2 separate regions of the Homo sapiens genome follow, and region 2 is linked to region 1. Evidence: chromatin loops called from intact Hi-C (ENCODE). Cell type or tissue: thyroid gland. All regions are shown on one strand. Links, peaks and the distances in the headings refer to the core of each region. The heading gives the core; the rest is flanking DNA. Region 1 overlaps GAPLINC (gastric adenocarcinoma associated, positive CD44 regulator, long intergenic non-coding RNA). Region 2 holds the start of LOC124904373 (small nucleolar RNA U13).

Evidence for each region. Hi-C counts contacts between places; a loop is a spot of excess contacts. Peaks named below come from ENCODE experiments on the same cell type or tissue, not always from the same donor. Only the 100,000 strongest peaks of a DNase experiment are listed, where the experiment ranks them.
Region 2: a loop joins it to region 1, with 1.8 times the contacts of the local background. A loop is called at or near these places in 6 of 110 quality-filtered maps.

Annotation. Positions count from the first base shown.
Region 1 is chr18:3,468,267-3,476,602 of GRCh38, reverse strand. All of the region lies in intron 2 of GAPLINC (gastric adenocarcinoma associated, positive CD44 regulator, long intergenic non-coding RNA), which reads right to left. The region is part of intron 2 of LOC105371965 (a long non-coding RNA gene); the gene reads left to right. Among named protein-coding and RNA genes, the nearest start is that of GAPLINC, 6.2 kb to the right of the region's middle. RefSeq lists an enhancer at 6,675-7,465. In thyroid gland, for the core only: no CTCF peak of the experiment used is centred there; a DNase peak (open chromatin) is centred at 5,252.
Region 2 is chr18:3,570,387-3,578,722 of GRCh38, reverse strand. The region is part of intron 8 of DLGAP1 (DLG associated protein 1); the gene reads left to right. It overlaps LOC124904373 (small nucleolar RNA U13), which reads left to right and starts at 5,680; the gene lies at 5,680-5,783. It also overlaps the pseudogene RN7SL39P. RefSeq lists enhancers at 1,755-2,254, 2,255-2,756. In thyroid gland, for the core only: no CTCF peak of the experiment used is centred there; no DNase peak of the experiment used is centred there.

The DNA of each region.
Region 1 (8,336 bases), core at 266-8,265:
CGGCTCTCATGCTCTCTTGTCTGCTGCCATATAAGACGTGCCTTTCGCCATGATTTTGTGGCCTCCCCAGCCATGTGGAACTGTGAGTCCATTAAACCTCTTTTTATTAGGCTGGGTGCAGTGGCTCATGCCTGTAATCCCAGCACTTTGGGAGGCAGAGGCAGGTGGATCACCTGAGGTCAGGAGGTAGAGACCAGCCTGGCCAACATGGTGAAACCCCATCTCTAATAGAAATATAAAAAGTTAGCCGGGTGTGGTGGCACATGCCTGTAATCCCAGCTACTCGGGAGGCTGAGGCAGGAGAATTGCTTCAATCCGGGATGTGGAGGTTGCAGTGAGCCAAGATCGTGCCATTGCACACAGCCTGAGCAACAAGAGCAAGACTCCATCTCAAACAAACAAACAAACAAAAACCGGCCGGGCGCGGTGGCTCACGCCTGTAATCCCAGCATTTTGGGAGGCCAAGGCGGGCGGATCACCTGAGGTCAGGAGTTCAAGACCAGCCTGGCCAACATGGTGAAACCCCGTTTCTACTAAAAATATAAAAACTAGCCGGGCATGGTGGTGGACGCCTGTTATCCCAGCTACTCGGGTGGCTGAGGCAGGAGAATTGCTTGAACCCAGGAGACAGAGGTTGCAGTGAGCCGACACAGTGCCGCTGCACTCCAGCCTCAGCAACAGACTGAGACTCTGTCTCCAAAAAAAAAAAAAAATTCTTTTTATTTATAAATTACCCAGTCTCGCGTATGTCTTTATCAGCAGTGTGAAATTGACTAATACAGAGTCAATTCTTTCAAACCCTGCCACTGTTTTATCAATCAACTAAGCTTCCAGAATATTCTAAATCCTTTGTTTTTTGGTGTTTTTTTTTTTTGAGACGGAGTTTCACTCTTGTCACCCACGCTGGAGTGCAGTGGTGTGATCTCAGCTCACTGCAACCTCCACCTTCCTGGTTCAAGCGATTCTCCTGCCTCAGCCTTCCGAGTAGCTGGGATTACAAGCGCCTGCCACCACAGCCAGCTAATTTTTGTATTTTTAGTAGAGATGGGGTTTCATAAAATGAGACTATACAGCAGTATATGGATAGAACTTATAAATAAACATATATAGGTAGTACGCCCCCAGTTTGGCCCCATGTTGGCCAGGCTGGTCTCAAACTCCTGACCTCAGGTGATCCACCCGCCTTGGCCTCCCAAAGTGCTGAGATTACTGGAGTGAGCCACCATGCCCAGCCTTTTGTTGTCAACAGCATTCACAGCATCTTCATCAGGAGTAGATTCCATCTCAAGAAACCACTTTCTTTGCTCATCCTTAAGAAACAGCTCCTGATCCATTCACATGTGATCATGAGATTGCAGCAATTCCACCACATGTTCAGGCTCCACTTCGAATTCTAATTATCTTGCTATTTGCAGCACATCTGCAGTGACTTCCTCCATTGAAGTCTTGAGCCCCTCAAAGTTACCCATGAGAATTGGAATCTTCCAAATTCCTGTTAATGTTGATATCTTGACCTCCTCCCATGAATCATAAATGTTCCTAATGGCATCTAGAGTGGTGAATTCTTTCCAGAAGGTTTTCAGTTGACTTTGCCCAGATCCATCAGAGGAATCACTATGGTAGCTCTAACCTTACAAATTGTGTTTCTCAAATAATAAGACTTGCAAGTTGAAATGACTCCTTGACCCATGAGCTGCCAAATGGATATTATGTTTGTAGGCATGAAAACAACATTCATCTTCTTGTACATCTCCATCAGAGCTCTTGGGCGACTAGCTTCATTGCCAATAAGCAGTAATATTTTGGAAGGAATTTTTTTTTCTGAGCAGTAGATCTCAACAGTGGGCTTAAAATATTCAGCTCACGCCTGTAATCCCAGCACTTTGGGAGGCCGAGGCGGGCGGATCACAAGGTCAGGAGATTGAGACCATCCTGGCTAACACAGTGAAATCCCGTCTCCACTAAAAACGCAAAAATTTAGCCAGGCGTGGTGGCAGACACCTGTAGTCCCAGCTGTAGGAGGCTGAGGCAAAAGAATGGCGTGAACCCAGGAGGAGGAGGTTGCAGCGAGCCGAGATTGTGCCACTGCACTCCAGCCTGGGTGACAGAGTGAGACTCCGTCTCAAAAAAAAAAAAAAAATTCAGCAAACCATGATGTAAACAGATATGCTGTCATCCAGGCTGTATTGTTCCATCTGTAGAGCACAGGAAGAGTAGATTCAACATAATTCTTAAGGACTCAAGGATTTTTAGAATAGTAAGTGAGCATTGGTTTCAACTTAAAATCACCTGCTGCAGTAGCCCCTAATAAGAGAGTCAACCTGTCTCTTAAAGCTTAAAGCCAGACATTGACTTCTCTTCTCCAGCTATTAAAGGTCTAGATGGCATCTTCTACTAGTAGAAAGCTGTTTTGTCTACATTGAAAATCTGTTATTGAATGTAGCCACCTTCATCAATTACCTTAGCAAGATCTTCTGGATGACTTGCTGCAGCTTCCCCATCAGCACTTGCTGCTTCACCTTGCACTTTTATGTTATGGAGATGGCTTCTTTCCTTAAACCTCTGGATCAAGCTCTGCTAACTTCCAGGTTTTCTTCTGCAGCTTCCTCACCTCTTTCACCTTTTTCTTCTGCAGCTTCCTTCACAGAACTGAAGAGAATTAAGACCTTGCTCTGGATTAGGCTTTGGCATAAGGGAATGCTGTGGCTGGTTTGATCTTTATCCAAACCATTCAAACTTTCTCCATATCAGCAATAGGGCTGTTTTGCTTTCTTACCACTTGTATGTTCATTGGAGTAGCACTTTTAATTTCTTTCAAGAACATTTGGCCAGGCACAGTGGCTCACGCCTGTAATCCCAGCACTTTGGGAGGCGGAGGCAGGCGGATCGCCTGAGGTCAGGATTTCGAGACCAGCCTGGCCAATGTGGCGAAATCCCATCTCTACTAAAAATAGAAAAAATTAGCTGGGCTTGGTGGCGAGGGCCTGTAATTCCAGCTACTTGGGAGGCTGAGGCAGGGAGAATTGCTTGAACCACGGGAGACAGAGGTTGCAGTGAGCTGAGATCATGCCATTGCACTCCAGCCTGGGCAACAGAGTGAGACTCCGTCTCAAAAACAAACAAACAAACAAAATAAAACCATTTCCTTTGCATTCACAACTTGGCTAACTAGTTGGCACAAGAGACCCAGCTTTTGGTCTGTCTCAGCTTTCAGCATGTCTTCCTCACTAAGCTTAATCATTTCTTGCTTTTGACTGAAAGTGAAAGACCTCTGACTTCCTTTCACTTGAACTCTTCTGGGTGATTATAGTTATAAATTGGCCTAATTCCAATATCATTTTATCCCCCGGAATAGGGAGACCCGAGGAGAGGGACAGAGATGAGGGAACAGCCAGTCAGTGGAGCAATCAGAACACACACGTTTATTGATTAAGTTCATTGTCTTATATGTGTGCGGTTCGTGGTGACCCCAAACAATTACAATAGTAACATGAAAGATACTGGTCAGCCGGGCACGGTGGCTCACGCCTGTAATCGCAGCACTTTGGGAAGACAAGGTGGGTGGATCACGAGGTCAGGAGTTCAAGACCAGCCTGGCCAAGATGGTGAAACCCTGGCTCTACTAAAACTACAAAAATTAGTCAGGCGTGGTGGCAGGTGCCTGTAATCCCAGATACTCAAGAAGCTGAGGCAGGAGAATCGCTTGAATCCTGGGCGGCAGAGGTTGCATTGAGCCGAGATCGCATCCCTGCATTCCAGCCTGGGCGACAGAGTGAGACTCCGTTAAAAAAATAATAATAATAAATAAATAAAATTACTGGTCACAGATTACCCTAACAGGTATAAAAGTCATGAAAAAGTTTGAAATACTGTGACAGTTACCAAAAATGTGACAGAGACCAGAAGTGAGCATATGCTACTGGAAAAACGGTGCCGACAGACTTGCTTGACACAGGGTTGCCACCAACCTTCATTTGTAAAATATGTGGTATCTGGAAAGTGCAGTAACACAAAGCACAATACAAGGCTAGTACAAGGTGCACTTGTATTAGCCAAACACTGATGCTGAAAACAATGACATACAAAGACAGGGAAAGAGAAGGTACCCCTCAGTTCCTTTTCCTTTCAGTCCTTCCTTACTAAGCCAAAGGTAGAGTGATGGTAGGATACGAGCATATTAAGAAGTGAAAAAAAAGCCAGTGCAGTGGCTCACACCTGTAATCCCAGCACCCTGGGAAGCCGAGTTGGGAGGATCACCTGAGCCCAGGAATTTGAGACCAGCCTGGGCAACATAGCGAGACCCCATCTCTACAAAAATTACAAAAAATTAGTGGGGCTTGATGGAGCATGCCTGTGGTCCTAGCTACTCAAGAGGCTGAGGCAGAAGGATCACTTGAGTCCAAGAGTTCAAGGCTGCAGTGAGCTATGATGGCACCACTGCACTAGGCAACAGAGCAAGACCCCATCTCATAAGAGAAGAAGTGAAGAGGCCCTGCACAGTTGCTCACGCTTGTAATCCTAGCAGTTTGGGAGGCCGAGGTGGGCAGATACCTTGAGTTCAGGAGTTCAAGACCAGCCTGGCCAGATGGCGAAACCCCATCTGTACTAAACGTACAAAATTAGCCAGGCTTGGTGGCACACATCAGTAATCCCAGCTACTCAGGAGGTTGAGGCAGGAGAATCACTTGAACCTGGGAGACGGAGGTTGCAGTGAGCCCATATCCCACCACTACACTCCAGCCTGGATGACAGAGCAAGACTCCATCTCAAAAAAAAAAAAAGTAAAGGAAAAAAATCTTAGTTACTTGTATGTAGTGTTTCCCCTGTTCTAGTAAAAATAAAACATATATCTATGCATAAGCAATGAAATAGAAAGTGTGTAACTTAGGTGATTCTAAGTTAAATGCGCTTATCTTTCCCATTGAAAACTGCTACTGCACAATGTAAAGCCAAGTGGTAAAAATTCATGTGAATAATTTTAAATTGTAGTTTATCTCTACTTAAAACAATTTTAAATAGCAAACAGAAAACACCAAGACAAGTTGGCAGAGAGGAAAAAGACATTTGAGTACCTTTAATGATACTGTTTTTTGTGTTTTTGGGAGGGGCTATATATATGTACTTTGCCCTGGGCCCTGTGAATTCCAGAGCTGGCCCAGGGCTGAGCTTAGACACCTGCATTGGAAAACCACTGCCAGAAGATTCAGGTGCACAACCAGAGCTGGGGATCTTGGGTCTATTTCAAAGGCTTCGGAGTCCTCTACTCATACCTGCCCGCTTCACTGCACACCTGGTCCCTCTCCACGTTTGCCTAAGGCAGTCCTGAACTCAAAGTATTCTGCCTTGCATAGCTGCAGCTCTCTCTCAAATAAGACTTACCCTATGTGCTTAATTTTTATTTTTTTATTTTTATTTTTTGAGACAGAATCTTGCTCTGTTGCCTAGGCTGGAATGCAGTGGCACAATCTCAGCTCATTGCAACCTCCGCCTCCCGGGTTCAAGCGATTATCCTGCCTCAGCCTCCCAAGTAGCTGGGATTACAGGCACGCATCACGACATACAGCTAATTTTTGTATTTTTAGTAGAGACGGGCTTTCACCATGTTGGTCAGGCTGGTCTCGAACTCCTGGCCTCAAGTGATCTGCCCACCTCTGCTTCCCAAAGTGCTGGGATTACAGATGTGAGCCACTGTGCCTGGCCAAATGTGCTTAATATTAAAGCCAACACTTGCCCAGCTGCTCTGAAAGGACAGCTCAGTTTTAAAAGCACTATGTCCTGACTGCACGTTACACATTTTTATTCCTTGAAGTAACAAGGCTCTTTTCTCTCAGTTTCCAAATGCTCCTTGACTTCTCAACTAAGTGTACATTGATACAATCACAGTCATTTTCCTAATCAATGCCAGGTTTTCCATCCTTGGAGGTCCTTGAGGCTCCCTGAGGTCTTCTCACCTTCTTCTTCCGATGAAGAACATCACCCTTGGTCTTAGCAGGGCTGGCCTGGCTCCACCCACCAGGCCATGATGCCCCCTCTCTTCCTGCCTCTGTCTCCTCCACCCCTTTCTGTTCACCCTCCCTCTTCTGCCCTGTACCACCCTGGTGTTCTGCTCTCCACCATCTGCCCTGGCATCAGGGGATGCTTCCTCTTCACATCAATTCCTATTACTTCGACTAAAACAAACCCTTAGACCAGACTGTTATTTTCTTTTTCTTTTTTTGGGATGGAGTCTCACTCTGTCTCCCAGGCTGGAGTGCAGTGGTGCGATCTCAGCTTACTGTAACCTCTACCTCCCAGGTTCAAGCGATTCTTCTGCCTCGGCCTCCCGAATAGCTGGTATTACAAGCATAGGCCACCAGGCATAGGCCACCATGCTTGGCTAATTTTTGTATGTTTAGTAGAGATGGGGTTTCATCATGTTGGCAAGGCTGGTCTCAAACTCCTAGCATCAAGTGATCCATCGGTCTTGGCCTCCCAAAGTACTGGGATTGCAGGCATGAGCCAAGCCACCGTGCCTGGCTGACTGTCCTTTTCTCTGGACAGAAATGTCATCCCGAAAGTTTCAAATCACCCTATTGATGGTTTTGCCCAAAGAAACCAATCATTTCATCATTCTGAGATGCCCTCTACTGAACTTTTTATTTGCATTTTCTTCTATGGCAAACCTTTCACCTAGGCTTAGGATGAGAGGTATCTTATGGAACTTTCACTGATTTCAAATAGCCTACACTGTTACTAGATCTATATGTATTATTTATGTCCTTAGAAAGTTAGAGATTTCAGAGGCTAAAGATATCATCTAATCCAACTCTATGCTTTACTGACAAGAAAACTAGCTCAAAGAAGTTAGTTTACTCCTAGCCACCCAGCTAGTATTATGCTGGCCTAGTGTCATAGTTAGGTCTTCTGGAGCTAAGCTCAGTTCTCTTCCTTCTGTATCGGGGGCAGCTTGGGTTACTGCATATCGAAATCACAAAAAGCAGATTGAGGCTTCTTCAGAGTGTTCTACTTACGTGAGCCCAGAGGGAGAAGGAGAAAGCAAATTGGAGGCTCTGAGTGGTTAGCCCTTTAGTAATAAAGAACCGGTGTTGGGCCAGGTGCGGTGGCTCACGCCTGTAATCCCAGCACTTTGGGAGGCCGAGGCGGGTGGATCACAAGGTCAGGAGTTTGAGACCAGCCTGGCCAACATGGTGAAACCCCGTCTCTACTAAAGATACAAAACATTAGCTGGGCGTGGTGGCACACGCCTGTAATCCCAGCTACTCGGGAGGCTGAGGCAGGAGAATCACTTGAACCCAGGAGGTGGAGGTTGCAGTGAGCCGAGATTGCGCCATTGCACTCCAGCCTGGGTGACAGGGAGAGACTCGGTCTCAAAAAAAAAAAAAAAAAAAAAAGACCTGGTGTTGTTTTCTGCATTATAGGAATGATGCCAGTGGTAAAAAAAAAAATCACGCAGCTTGGTTTCAGGGATGATGATGACCTCATCAGCACTACAACAGCCACCACTATCTCCAGCCTACAGCCCCCGCCTGAAGCCCTCACACTACTTCCTTGTATAACATCATAGGAGAGAAGTAAAGACAGCATTAAGGATCGGGGGAAGGGAACTTTACTGCTGCTGTTGTAAGAAACTGGAGAAAGGCAGACGAGAGGTGTGGGAAATAGGCGAGGCCAGGACCCAGCAGGACCACCTCAGAGGCGGACTTGGGGACAGTCACCTCCCAGGCGGCAAGTGGAAACCGGAGTCAGAACCTGAGCCAGGTAGATTTGCTCATCTAAGATCCAACAATAACATGGATTTGTAGGTCAATCAGCTTTGCTCTAAAACTCTAAAGAGGTTCTACATTGTTACCTCATTTAATCCTCAACAACCTTGAAATTTAGGTATCTGTTTTTTTATATAACGAGAGATGAAGAAGCCCAGATTTAGAGATGCCAAATGACTTGAGCAGCTACAGAAGTTCAATTCTCTTTCCCCTGTTTCCTTAGTGTTTTTTTTTTGAGACAAAGTCTCACTGTTGTGCAGGCTGGAGTGCCATGGCACAAATTCAGCTCGCTGCAACCTCCGCCTCCCAGGTACAAGTGATTCTCATTCCTCAGCCTCCTACTGATGCGTAGCTGGAACTACAGGCATGCGATACCATGCCTGGCTAATTTTTGTATTTTTAGTAGAGACAGGGTTTCGCTATGTTGGCCAGGCTGGTCTTGAACTCCTGACCTCAAGTAATCCACCAGCATCAGCCTCCTAGAGTGCTGGAATTACAGATGTCAGTCACCGCGCCCAGCTCCCCAGTGGTTCTAAAATATCTCCCAATGCAATGTAAAAAATGCATCAATTT
Region 2 (8,336 bases), core at 137-8,136, 100 kb before region 1:
TACCTAGTGTCTAACATGATCACATTATACTACTTCTTTGATGGAGAATAATAAGAAAAAAAAAAAATGGCCGGGTGCGGTGGCTCAGGCCTGTAATCTCAGCACTTTGGGAGGCTGAGGTGGGCAGATCACGAGGTCAAGAGATCGACACCATCCTGGCCAACATGGTGAAACCCCATCTCTACTAAAAATACAAAAATTAGCTGGGTGTGGTGGCACACGCCTGTAGTCCCAGCTGCTTGGGAGGCTGAGGCAGGAGAATCACTTGAACCCAGGAGGCAGAGGTTGCAGTGAGCCAAGGTTGTACCACTGCACTCCAGCCTGGCGACAGAGTAAGACTCCATCTCAAAAAAAAAAAAAAATTAAAGACGCAAACTATTCATTGAATTTCGTTATACAGAAATCAAATTTAAATGCAAGTTCCCAAAATATGTCACACTAGAATCTTAGACTTCCTTCCATGCTTTCTCTCTTAGGGCCAGAGTTTCCAATCCTTTACCAAAACTTTACATTTAATTCATACCCAATAGCTAATACTACAACTACTTACTTTATAACCTCTGTGAACTTAGATCAATTACTTAATATTTCTGTATCTCAGATTCTTCATCTGGAAAATGAGAATAATAATAGTCCTTATTTCATATGGTACATTTTGGGTATGGTAAAAATTAATTGATAAAATATATGTAAGGCCGTAAGCACAGTGCCAGGCATAAGTGTTCAACAATTATTAGATTTAGTTGTTATGATTAATATTGTCCTTTAAAATTATAATTAGCTAAATATGCTGAACTAAATATGCCATGGACTTTCTCAATTATTATTTTTTTGGACAGAGATCTCATATCCTGCAACTTCTTTTACAATTTTGAAAGCCACTTTATAAATTTAAGTAGATTACCCTAGATACAATACATAAAAGATGCCATTTGCCAATATTTGGAGCTAAGAGTAAAAAATCACAGATAAATTTATATACAATGACTAAAGCTTAGAAGATGCTAATACTTGATGCAAATGAGCTGGCAGTTCTAGGACCAGTGGGGATGAGGCTTGGACCAGGCAGAGAACAATATCCTCCATTCTTGTTCTGATGAACCCTCCTTCTTTTCTGTCTCCTCTTTTTCATGCATTGAGGATCGTGCTTCTTCAGGGAAATAACTACCATGCGTCTTCTGAACAAATTTCATTGGATAGTTTTATACCACCGCATAGTAGAAGACACAACATCCTACTTTGGCTGACATCCTAAGCGTTTTTAATTTACAAAAGTGTAGTCATATGGAATTGGTTAAAATCTCATCCAGGAAATCACAGACCAGGCTCACTTCTTAAACAGAGACAGTTTAATACACAAAATTGGTTACACAGGTATGGGAAGACTGAGAGAGCAATAAAAGGAACAAGAAGGAAAAGGTGGGGTTACCAGAAGTTTAGGAGCTCAGAAGAAAGGCCTGGGGTAGCCCGTGCTCAGACTGTGAGGTGGCAGGGTCACGTGGTGCTGGGACTTCAGAGTGGTGCAGAGCAGCTGGTGCATGGGCTGTTGAAAGGAGCTGAAGGGCCAGGCACGGTGGCGCACCCCTGTAATCCCTGCACTTTGGGAGGCCGAGGTGGGTGGATCACCTGAGGTGAGGAGTTTGAGACCAACCTGACCAACATGGTGAAACCCCATCTCTACTAAATAAAAAAATTAGCTGGGTGTGGTGGTGCATGCCTGTAATCTCACCTACTTAGGAGGCTGAGGCAGAAGAATCACTTGAACCTGGGAGACGGAGGTTGCAGTGAGCCGAGATTGTGCCATTGCACTCCAGCCTGGGCAACAAGAGTGAAACGCCGTCTCAAGAAAAAAAAAAAGGCCGGGCGTAGTGGCTCACGCCTGTAATCCCAGCACTTTGGGAGGCCAAGGTGGGCGGATCACCTGAGGTTGGGAGTTCGAGATCAGCCTGACCAACATGGAGAAACGCCATCTCTACTAAAAATACAAAAAATTAGCCGGGCATGGTGGTGCATGCCTGTAATTCCAGCTACTCGGGAGGCTGAGGCAGGAGAATCGTTTGAACCTGGGAGGCGAAGGTTGCAGTGAGCCAAGATCGCGCCATTGCACTCCAGCCTGGGCAACAAGAGCGAAGCTCCATCTCAAAAAAAAAAAAAAAGGAGCTGGAGCTGGCTGCGCTGGCTCATGCCTATAATCCCAGCACTTTGGGAGGTCAAGGCAGGCGGATCACAAGGTCAGGAGTTCAATACCAGCCTGGCCAAGATGGTGAAACCCAGTCTCTACTAAAAATACAAAAAAATTAGTTGGGCATGGTGGTGGGCACCTGTAATATCAAGTACTCGGGAGGCTGAGACAGAGAATTGATTGAACCCTGCAGGCGGAGGTTGCAGTGAGCCGAGATCGCGCCACTGCACTCCAGCCTGGGCGACAGAGCAAGACTCCGTCTCAAAAAAAAAAAAAAAGGAGTTGGAGGGTGGAGCCATAGCTACCTTCACATGCAAGAGTGATGCCAGAAGAAGGTGGAAACAGGAAGGAAGTTTCTTCTCTTCTTCCACCTTCCTTTGTTAGAACACAGCTGGAAACCAGCTGACAAGGAGGCCTAGGAAATGTAGTTTGGGAGTCCTGGCCGCAGTGTCGAAGAGCAGCTAAATGTAGAAGATGGGCTCGAGGCTGCTAGACAGTAAGCAAATCACCAAAACAAAGCTCTTTGTCTGATATAATAAATAAATGTGCTGTTTCCTTCAATCAGCATGTGTGTTAAAAGACCTAAAATGGACATGATCCGTGTGCAGTCTTGATTCCTATGTTCTTATGGGAGCACCTTGTGGCACTCTGCTTCTAGAATATTTAAAGATATAAATTTCTGTATAATATGGCACCAAAACAAGTCAAGTACTTTATCTGGTGTTTTTCTTGATACCCTAGTGCTGGGGGTGATGGGGGCATTGTGGGGACTGGCTGCTCTGGATTTAGAGCAAAGTTGTATGTCTAAACTAAAAGTCATAGGCACCTTTAGGATAAATTTTTTTTGTTTTCTTATAATTACAAAGTGAGTAATTCATGTATACAGGATTATTATAAAGAGTTCGTACAGTACAGGAGTGTATAGAGCAAAATATGAGATTTCCCCTTCTTTCCCACTCCCACCTCGTATTCCTACTGTACTCCCCAAAGGTGACCCCTGGCAACAGTTGGTTACATTGTCTTTTAGTCTCTCAAGAGTAATTCTGACTACAGATGAGTTTCATGTACTACCTTTAGGCCCTGACCCCTCTACTTCCTGATGGTACATTATGATTTCCATATATTATCATTTAACTCAATTTGCAAAACAGATGAAAAGAACAGCTTAATCTTCACATTATATGAAATGCAATGGCTTTCTCTATTCTTTGAATTAAAAATAAAAGAAAATTTAGTTATTTTAGATCATACTCTTAAGACTTATTTATTTCCTTTAATACCTGTCCAAGTGTACAGATATATATTAATATTTTATGCTTATGTGAAGAAATAAGTCCAACTGCAGATAATGAAACTTGTCTCTGCCAAGTAAAGTACAAACCAAAGGAATGGTTACTATTTGAAAGAAAGCTTTGAAAAATAAAAAGGCCCATGCATGGTGGCTCACGCCTGTAATCCCAGCACTTTGGGAGGCCTAGGTGGGCAGATCACGAGGTCAGGAGATTGAAACCATCCTGGCTAACATGGTGAAACCCCGTCTCTACTAAAGATACAAAAAATTAGCTGGGCGTGGTGGCGGGCGCCTGTAGTCCCAGCTACTCGGGAGGCTGAGGCAGGAGAATGGCGTGAACCCGGGAGGTGGAGCTTGCAGTGAGCCAAGATTGTGCCACTGCACTCCAGCCTGGGCGACAGAGCCAGACTCTGTCTCAAAATAAATAAAATAAAATAAAATAAAATAAAATAAAATAAAATAAAATAAAAAGGCACATTATCTTGGATTCATAATTTATTGACTTAAAATAGTAAAGGAACACTAAGGAGATAGTTTCAAAACATTTAAGCCTTGAAGACTTTATTTTGATGTCCTCGAAGTCAGCATCAGTGTTTATTTGGAAAGAGATTTTTGGAGGGACCTCTCTCCAGTCAAAACTAATGAACCTTACGGAGATCATTTTAATGAATTCCAAAAAGAAGAAATAATCAGTCATGTTTGCCAACCATGATGCATTAAAATTAGAAATTAACGCTAAACAGATAACAAAATCTAACCATTTGAAAATATTAAAACATCTAAATAACATTTGGATTACGGAAGGAATTCAAGATTATTTTGAAATAAATGACAGCAGGAATCCTATAAATCACCACTATGGGCTGTGGCCATAGTTATGACCTAACAAAAATTTCTAGCCCTATGTTCTTTCATAATTAAGGAAGAAATATTACAATATAAAGTAAACACTCAATTTACAAAGCTAGAAAAAGAACAACAGATTCAAAAGAAGGAATTACAAGTAAAGTGGAATTGATAAACCAAAATTGGTTATTTGAAAATACTAAATAAATAGACAAGTCTGATTGAGAGAGGGAAAATAGAAATCAACAATATTAGGAATGAGAATAGTATATGACCTTTCGAAAAACTATAAAAGATTCTTGTGACAGCTTAATGTTGGCAAATTTTAAAGTCAAAATAATACGTACACTCATGTATATTACTAATACCGATGCAAGAGGGAGTATTAAATCTGGGGAAAGAGGTCAGGCTCAGTGGCTCACACTTGTAATCCCAGCACTTTGGGAAGCTAAGGTGGGTAGATGGCTTGAGCCAGGGAATTCAAGACCAGCTTAAGCAACATAACGAGACCTTGTCTCTACAAAAAGTAGAAAAAATTAGTCGTGCGTGCTGGCACATACCTGAGTGCCAGCTACTTGGGAGGCTGAGGTGGGAGGATCACTTGAGACCAGGAGGTCACAGTGGCAGTAAGCCATGATTTTGCCACAGCACTCCAGCTTGGATGACAGAAACCCTCTGTCTAAAAAATAAATAAATAAATAAAATAAAAACCTGGAGGAAGAAATCTTATAACCATAGAATAAAGTGCAAAAAAAGTGAAGAAAAAAAAAACCTTTCACAAATGTTACGGACTTGGATCATTTTAACAGGAAAGGTTTTCTCAACATTCATGAAGCAAATAATTCCTATGTTATTTAAAGCATGTAATATTACAAAAAAGATCAAGACTCTTTTTTCTTTTGAGATGGAGTTTTGCTCTTGTCACCCAGGCTGGAGTGCGGTGGTATGATCTAGGCTCACTGTAACTTCCATCTCCTGGGTTCAAGCAATTATCCTGCCTCAGTCTCCCGAGTAGCTGGGACTACATCCACGCGCTACCACGCCCGGCTAATTTTTGTATTTTTAGTAGAGACGGGGTTTCACCATGTTGGCCAGGCTGGTCTCAAACTCCTGACCTCAGGTGATCTGCCCGTCTCGGCTTCCCAAAGTGCTGGGATTACAGGTGTGAACCACTGCGCCCAGACAAGATTCTTAATATATTTTAATCAAATAAGCATAACTCTAATACCTAAATTTGAAAGAACACAAGAAAAAATAATTATGGAATAACATGCTTACAAAAATACATGTAAAAATTCTTACCAAATTTGAGAATTAATCAAAGTGTATATATATTTTTAAAAATAATATACCTTTACTGATCTTTTTGTGATTCATCAGCATGATGATTGGGTCTTCACACAAAAGTTTAAGATGTGCCTCCCTCACATCTTATTATCGTGTCAGCATATTTCCTGTCTGAAGTAAGAAAAATGAAATAAAAATAATATACTATTACCAAGTAGTGTATGTCACAGAAATCCAAAGTTATTTTAGCCTTTAGGGGGAAAAGTTTGGTATCAGATAGATAGTAAAAACTATTGCATTTGGTAAAAATCAGAAGCCATTCCAAGTATCAACATGATAAAAAGCATTTATAAGAAACCAAACTAAAGGCCGGGTGTAGTGGCTCACACCTGTAATCCCAGTATTTTGGGAGGCTGAAGTGGGTGGATCACTTGAGATCAGGAGTTTGAGACCAGCCTGGCCAGCATGGCAAAATCCCGTCTCTACTAAAAATACAAAAATTAGCCAGGCATGATGGCACATGCCTGTAGTCCCAGCTACTCGGGAGGCTGAGGCAGGAGAATCACTTGAACCTGGGGGGTGGAGGTTGCTTAGTGAGCTTAGATTGCGCCACTGCACTCCAGCCTGGGCAACAGAGTGAGACTCTGTCTCAGAAACAAACAAACAAACAAACAAACAAATAAATAAATAAAAGAAACCAATCTAAACTTCTGCTTAAAGACGAAATGCTAGAGATATTCCAGAGTCAGAAGTCAAGTAAGGATGAATATTTTCTTAGGCTTATTCAGTGTTGTTTGCCTTTACTGGCCAAGACACAAAGCAAGAAATGAACTGTAAATATTTCAAAACAAAGCAAAATTGCTTTTATTCGTAGATAATATACATGTCCACCTTTAAAATTCTAGCGGAAACCGGGAGGCTGAGGCGGGAGAACCGCTTGAATCCCGGAGGGGTAGGTTGCGGTGAGCCGAGATCGCGCCATTGCACTCCAGCCTGGGCAATAAGAGCCAAACTCCGTCTCAAAAGAAAAAAAAAAAAAAAAAAAAACCTAGAAGAAACCACTGAAAATCCATTAGAATTCAGCAACGTGAAAGAATATAATATAAATACAGAGGAATCAATAACTTATCTATATATTATCAATAAACAAAATATAAAGGTACAAAAATAACCCATTCACAGTAGTAACAAAAACTATAAAACAACACAATTGAGCTTCAGAAATAATATGTAACTCCTATTTGAAAACAATATAAAAACTTACCTTACATAAAATATAAGACCTCCAGGCGGCCGGGAACATTGGCTCACGCCTGTAATCCCAGCACTTTGGGAGGCCGAGGCGGGCGGATCACGAGGTCAAGAGATCCAGACCATCCTGGCCAACATGATGAAACCCAGTCTCTACTAAAAAATACAAAAATTAGCCGGGCATGGTGGACGCGCCTGCAGTCACAGCTATTCAGGAGGCTGAGGCAGGAGAATGGCTTGAACCCCCGAGGCGGAGGTTGCAGTGAGCCGAGACTGCGCCACTGCACTCCAGCCTGGGCGACAGAGTGAGAGTCCCAAGACTCCATCTGAAAATAAATAAATAAGTAAATAACCTCCATGCATGGTCATGCACACCTGTGTCTCAACTACTCAGGGGGCTTAGGCAGGAGGATCACATGAGCCCAGGAGTCTTGGGCTGTAGTGCACTATAGTGATGGGGTGTCCACAGTAAGTTCAGCATCAGTATGGTGACCTGCCAGGGGCAGGGGACCATCAGTTTGCCTAAGGAGGGGTGAACTGGCTCAGGTCAGAAAAGGAGCAGGTCAAAATTGCCCTGCTGATCACTAATGGGATCGACTTTGTGAATAGCCACTGTACTGTAGCCTGGGCAACATAGCAAGATCTCATCCAGCAAATAAATAAATAAAATATAATACTGTAATAAATGGAAAATTATTTACTATTCCTACACAGGAATACTACATAGTAAAAAGACAACAATTTCCTGAAAATTAATACAAATATTTAAAGAAATTCCAATAAAAATTCCAATATGATTTTTATCACTTGGTGGAGGCTAACAGGACGAGCTTGACAATTTGATGTTAAAGTTTACTTAGAAGTTAATACTCCAAAATAACCTAGAGATTTTTGTTTTGGTTTGTTCTGTTTTTAAATTACCTTTTTTTTTTTTTTTGAGACACTGTCTTGCTCTGTCACTCAGGCTGGAGTGCAGTGGCATGATCATGGCTCACTGCAGCCTCCACCTCTCAGGCTCAAGCAATCCTCCTTCAGCCTCCTGAGTAGCTGGGAGTACAGGCGCATGCCACTATGCCCAGCTATTTTTTTTCTTATTTTTTGTAGAGACAGGGTCTTGCTATGTTGCCCAGGCTGGTCTTTAACTCTTGGGCTCAAGCGATCCTCTCACCTCGGCCTCCCAAAGTGCTAGGACTACAGGCATGAGCCACCTCACCTAGCCTAATTATACTTTTTGAAAAAGGAACTACAGGAGGAGACTTGCCATAGAAAATATCAAGACTGATTACAAAATTATATTAGGAAAGGCCAGACATGCAACCAGCACTTTGAGAGGCTGAGGCGGGCAGATCAGCTGAGGTTGGGAGGTCGAGACCAGCCTGGCCAATGTAGTGAAATCCCGTCTCTACGAAAAATACAAAAATTAGCCAGGCATGGTGGCACACACCTATAATGCCAGCTACTTGGGAGGCTGAGGCAGGA